2 separate regions of the Homo sapiens genome follow, and region 2 is linked to region 1. Evidence: chromatin loops called from intact Hi-C (ENCODE). Cell type or tissue: heart left ventricle. All regions are shown on one strand. Each heading gives the region's core, and the rest is flanking DNA. Links, peaks and the distances in the headings are about the cores only. Region 1 has its middle 36 kb from the start of ZFHX3-AS3. Region 2 overlaps LINC01572 (long intergenic non-protein coding RNA 1572).

What was found. Peaks named below come from ENCODE experiments on the same cell type or tissue, not always from the same donor. Only the 100,000 strongest peaks of a DNase experiment are listed, where the experiment ranks them.
Region 2: a loop joins it to region 1, with 14 times the contacts of the local background. A loop is called at or near these places in 48 of 110 quality-filtered maps.

The regions. Positions count from the first base shown.
Region 1 is chr16:73,195,682-73,198,605 of GRCh38, forward strand. It overlaps a transcript of ZFHX3 not described here. Among named protein-coding and RNA genes, the nearest start is that of ZFHX3-AS3, 36 kb to the right of the region's middle. RefSeq lists an enhancer at 984-1,485. In heart left ventricle, for the core only: a CTCF peak has its summit at 1,278 (motif pointing left); a DNase peak (open chromatin) is centred at 1,269.
Region 2 is chr16:72,501,040-72,503,963 of GRCh38, forward strand. The region is part of intron 6 of LINC01572 (long intergenic non-protein coding RNA 1572); the gene reads right to left. All of the region lies in intron 1 of LOC124903718 (a long non-coding RNA gene), which reads left to right. Among named protein-coding and RNA genes, the nearest start is that of LINC01572, 160 kb to the right of the region's middle. RefSeq lists an enhancer at 1,254-1,323. In heart left ventricle, for the core only: a CTCF peak has its summit at 1,243 (motif pointing right); no DNase peak of the experiment used is centred there.

The DNA of each region.
Region 1 (2,924 bases), core at 283-2,782:
GCTGGGATTACAGGCGTGAGCCACCACGCCTGGCCTGTGTCTTTACTATTATATCCAATTTAAGTGGCTAGAAAGCAAAAAAAATAGGACAGGTAAAGGTTGGTGAAGGGGAATCAGGAACGGCAGGAAGTGCTAGAGAGAGTGAGGGGCCTGACTGAACAGGTGGGAGAGAAGCGGTGGTTGCAGAAGAGATGGATTTGGGTCAGGCAGTTACACCAATGGTGCAGAGAGGAAAGATAATGTAGCAACCACTAGTTACCATCTTTATACGTGTATATCTTTGTATCTCCCTCATTGCCTAACACACATGCCGTGTACATATTAGGTACTCAGTAAGTTAATGAAACAGAAACAAAGAGAATGTGTAAAACACCAGAAGCTGTAAAATTAATTTTGACTTAGAAGTGTACTTTATCTAGGCTGTGATCTTACCATTATTATCAAGTGCCATCTGTTTCTCTTGAAATAGTTTTTTTTTTTTTTTGGAGGGGGGATGGGTGGGGGTTGGTGCAGTTTAATTGCTCTTCACAGGTCTTCAACTGCTTTAATTAATCCCAAGCTTCAGAAGCTCTACCCCGAATGGGATATCTAGAGCTTCCTCCTTGGGGTGGTGGGGAGGGCCAGATTTTCCTCAAGACTGCAATAGGAGTGCGCAGAAATCATATCACAGTGAGCTTGGGAGCTCCCTGTGGACTTGGGTTAGCAATTTCCCATCCTGATGGCTACGGACTTCGATACAGCCTAGTGACGCCATATTTGTAGATCATAGACAACTGCTTACATTTCTTCTCTGAAAAATAATTCTGAACTGGGGCTTGAAAACATAGAGTTGAGAAACAAAGGACAAGGGAAACATTAATTTTGTGCTTAACACTCAACAGTAGTGTCCATCCTGGCCAGAAAAAAAAAAAAAGTGTTCTCCTGGTTTGAGAGAATCTGGCTTTAGCAGAACATCTGAGTTGGAATCCCATGTAGCTATGGAATGAAAATGTGCCATATTTGAATGACTGGTCTGTCCACTCCTTATAATGACATCTAGCCCAAATAATAGACCCATACGTGTAGGTGGCACTTAAAAAATACCATTCACCAGAAGGAGGTTTTGAGAGGACTCTACCTCACTATTTCAGCCATGCTTGAAATAACTGCAAATGGTCCCATGCCACATGAAAGGCACTAAGTGGCATTCCTTGGATGAGCAGGGAGCCCAGGACTCTTGATGGTAGGCGTTCTGGAGGGCCATGGAGCTGGGACACTGGTATTGACATGGTGACCCCTAGTGTTTCCTGTTGGTAGCACGACTTGGAACACCACCAGCAACCCTGGCCTAAGTAGGGCGTCTTTACCATCTTCTGATGGAAGGAGTTATTGCCCACCATAATTGTTTATGTCTTTAAAACCATCATGTTAAACAATCCCCCCCTTCAACTTTAATGCATTTTTCTGCACAATATCCACTTCTAACCCCTGCTGAATAGAACTGAGTCTTGACACTGTTGTTTTCTTATAATGTGTGGCCTCCTGTCTAAGCATTTCAAAGATCAAGATATATCAATTCATTACTGTGGTTACAATGTCATAAACAATGGATAATGGCATCAATGGATGAATTGTTGGAGGAGGTGGGTATTGCTATATCCACGGCATGAGAGCGTGACTAGGAAGGATTTACTATGAGCACATGAAGTAGAGGACAAGCTAGCAAGGTGGATATGGTGATTGGTCCAAGTACCATGTCTGTTGTCTGTTGTATTTTTCATCTCAGTACCCTGCTCCAGACATTGTAGCAAATGATGAGTAAACATAAAGCAATTGGATTGTATATGCTCATGCAAGGAGGTGAGGAAAGTCAACTAAGCGGATAATTCAAACCACCTAAACCACTTCCCCATGACTTATCTGGATATTTCAGAGAAAAGTATTTTCTTTTTGGGATTTGATCATGTGTATTTCTACTAAACATGATAGATGTCTTCATTTCTAATGTTACATACTATAGGCAGACACAGCCTGAGGGTAAAAAACAATGATTACAACTCATTCATTCATTATCACAAACCTTACTTGACATAGACTAAGTGGGCTGGGAATGGGCTGGCCGTTGGTTCAAATCCCAGTGCTTTTCAGTTTATGGTTATTACCCTGTTTTATTTCAGGTATAAAAGATGCTTCTTGTCAGTGTTCCAAATGTACTTGGGTGTCGGTAAAGAAAAAGAAGATAAGTAGAGTATCTGATTTGGTGGTTTTTTTTTTTTTTTTTTTTTTTTTTTTTTTGAGATGGAGTATTGCTCTGTCGCCAAGGCTGGAGTGCAGTGGCACGATCTCGGCTCACTGCAACCTCTGCCTCCCAGGTTCAAGTGATTCTCCTGCCTCAGCCTCCTGAGTAGCTGGGACTACAGGCGCGTGCTGCCATGACCGGCTAATTTTTTGTATTTTTAGTAGAGGTGGGGTTTCACTGTGTTAGCCAGGATGGTCTCCATCTTCTGACCTAGTGATCCGCCCGCCTCAGGCTCCCAAAGTGTTAAGATTACAGGTGTGAGCCACCATGCCCAGCCCCTTATTTGGTGTTTGAAGAATCATGTCACCGTTATCACAAAGACTGTAAGTCTTTTAACTGCATGAATACCATTGGTTACTTTATTCTCTTCCATGCTGGTATCTTTTTTTTTTTTTTTTTGAAGTTTAACCCCATTGCTGGACATACCAGTGTTATGAAGAAGAAAATAAACTAAAAAATGCTTATTTTATGCAGAAAGGTATAATTCTGATTAATAGTAATAAATCAAAATAAATCGGTAGAATTTCTAAGACTCAAGTGAGAGCTTGGGGTTCTTCTCTAGCTTTCGTTGATTATCGAGAAACAAAGGCCAGAAACTGCATGTAAAACAAAGAGGCACAAAAGGCAAATGTAATCCCATCATTTA
Region 2 (2,924 bases), core at 300-2,799, 690 kb before region 1:
TTCCAGCTATCTACCATCTGTTTGCAAATCAAAATTACAAAGCAATGTGCTCTTGCTTTTATTTTATTATATAGTAATAGTAGAAATATTGGGTTCTGTACCAAACATAAATGTATGTATTACACATTGGCTACGCAATATTTGACCAAAGGATGATGCAAAAGGCAAAGATAAGGAATGTGGTGCCATTTTAAAGTCTGCATATCCAACTGTATTGGTCATCCTCACCCTTAAGTTGAATGTCTTGTGCTTTTCCATTTGACATTGCCCTAAGGTGATGTTATAGAGCTGGGAAGTTTTATAGCCACGTTGACAGCCAGTCACGCCTTTGTTGCTTGGTGCCTCTACATTTGGAGAAAAGATTCTTGAGAGCCCTAAAATTATTTAATACCAAACTTATAAAGTTTGGTATTTTATAAGTATTTTAATATTAGCCAATTTCTTGGAGATATAGTAATGGCAACTTTGCTAAAACTATCTAGTGATTTCATTAGAAACTACAGCTTTTATCATAATTAGGGTCCGAGCAGAGGTCAACAAAAAATAAGTAAATTGGTAATAGTAAATGCATATTTACTGTTTCATGCTATCTGTGTGAAGAAGTTATCATTTAAAATCTTTTAATACAAGAAAGAGTTACATCCGCTTTGAAGTAGAGGTGGAGGGAATGAAGTTTGTTCAGAAAAAGGCAAGTTTCCAACAAAGGCCACATAGAAGACTCCTTACACATCTGTTAAAGCTAACACGAGACATGAATAGATAAGAACAGCCCTGGAGAAACCTTCATCCTGTACTCTCCGACAGTGGATGGATGAGGTGGATGACATTGCTTCTACAGAGATTGTTTATGGGACATTTTTCCCACTGCTACAAAACACTGGCATATAACCTAATACTGCTGTGTCATGAAAAAAAAGCAGAAGTACAGTGTTGATAATCTAATAACATGAAAACATTAATATTTGCTCTGTTAACTTATTTTCAGGCCCAACCAAGCACCATACTCCTACGTTGATTAAGCATACAGGCCCATTGGCTTTTTATGTAACTAACTACAAATCACTGCTTATTACTAAGAAATAACATTGATATTTCACAAGTTCTAGACACTCTGAGCACATGTAGAATGAAATATCAATTCTTCTAATGAAGCAAATCAAATTTAGTATTGTACACCCAATCTTTGGTATGTTAACACCACCATGGAACTTATGACTGTAATTCACTCCCAGCACTGCCCAGAAGGTGTCACCACAGCCTCATTGGCTTGAAGGACTTGGGGACATGTGGGGGAGTAGAAAGCAAGGGGAGAAAAACAGACACAAAGAAAAAAAAAATCTTCATGCAGACAAAGGAATATAAGACAACTACTAGTTGTAATATAGTGCCAAATACAGAATCACAAACATTCACCCCATGCTAAAACTACAAAATTACTACAGGAGAAAAGTGGGCCTCTACTTGTCAGTGAGAGTAGAAAGTAGGAGATTCATGGAAGGTGTTACTTGAGGTAGTCATTTTGTAGAAAATAAAAAGCAGGTGATAAATAGAAAATATTCATGTACTGAGCCTGGTCCAAGCTTCTTACCTAAAATGGTTTGCCTCCTTATCACATCTAGTTGGATAAGCTGCACTGGGCCACATAAAAGGAAAGATAAAAGAACAGCTGGGAAGAGATGCTATGAAGAATCAAAGAATAGAAAACACAAAGTCTTTTATTGAGAAGCTGCACAAATTAACTCCAAATTACCGCCACAGTCAGACAAGAGGAGGCTTCAAGGCACAAAACTTGTTGCTGCACTCCATCTTGCTTTATTGTGGTGTCTTCACTCATGTAGCTAAAAGCCATCCCCTTTATAGTACTATATCTTTTAATCTCTGCTCTTCCCCCCTGTAGTTTAATTAAAAGACAATGAACCTTTTAAAGTAGTCAAATGGAAAATATAAAATTGCACCATTCTATCAAAGCTTAAGATATTCCTGTTCTCAGAGCATGAGAAGAATTCAAAATAACATACTTTGTATTTTACTACACTTCAGTCCCTCTGTGCCATTTCTTCTTCAGGGCTCTTGATTGGAATAGCTATCTGAACCAGAAACGCAGCTCACCCTCAGAATGATAAACAGAGGCAAAATTAAAAACAAGTAAACAAACTAAAAAAAAAAAAAAAAAAAGTCAAGTTAAATCAATTAGATCTTTGTACCTGATTTTTTATTTTTAAATAATATTATTGTAATTCTGCATTCCTTCTATGTTTAACTGACATAGGCCTAAAGATTAGTAGTGTTTCTTATGTAAGTATTATTTACTCAATATGTTGTCAGTTTTAGGGCATGTGGGCTAAAATAAGAAAAATATAGTAAAATGTTATTGGATGATAAGTAGGCCTGAATGCTCAGCTTTCCGACAACTCCACAGCCTAAATCTATTAGTTTTGGCAAAGGGCACCAAGACAAATTCATGCCGTTTGAAATGTTCCATGGGAGTCTTTAAAAATGAAGGTCTTGTCTACTCTTTATGGACATTAAAATGCTTCATCCCAAGGACCCCTTTATAGCAAATTGCAAGCTGTTCTGTTTTATCTGCTTTGACAGAATGAAGGGCTGAGCTGGCCCTAGAGGGATGGGATACAGAGTCTGAGTAGCTCAAACTTGAGATTTCCAATAAACCATCTCCTACAATTAGAAGAAAGGCACAGAGGAGATTCATTTCAACAGATAGTTCCAGCCCATTTAGAACTACTCTATTCTCCCCTACTTATTTCATCACTAAAAATCTAACAAAAATCATGTCCCTCCAATACTCCACTCCAAACTAGCACCTAAAACTCTAATAACCAGTCTAGTTGAGCTTTGGCATATATACATCCTTCTTATTAGTCTCTTGATTCTGATACTTATTATATTAATTCCCGATTTCTTAT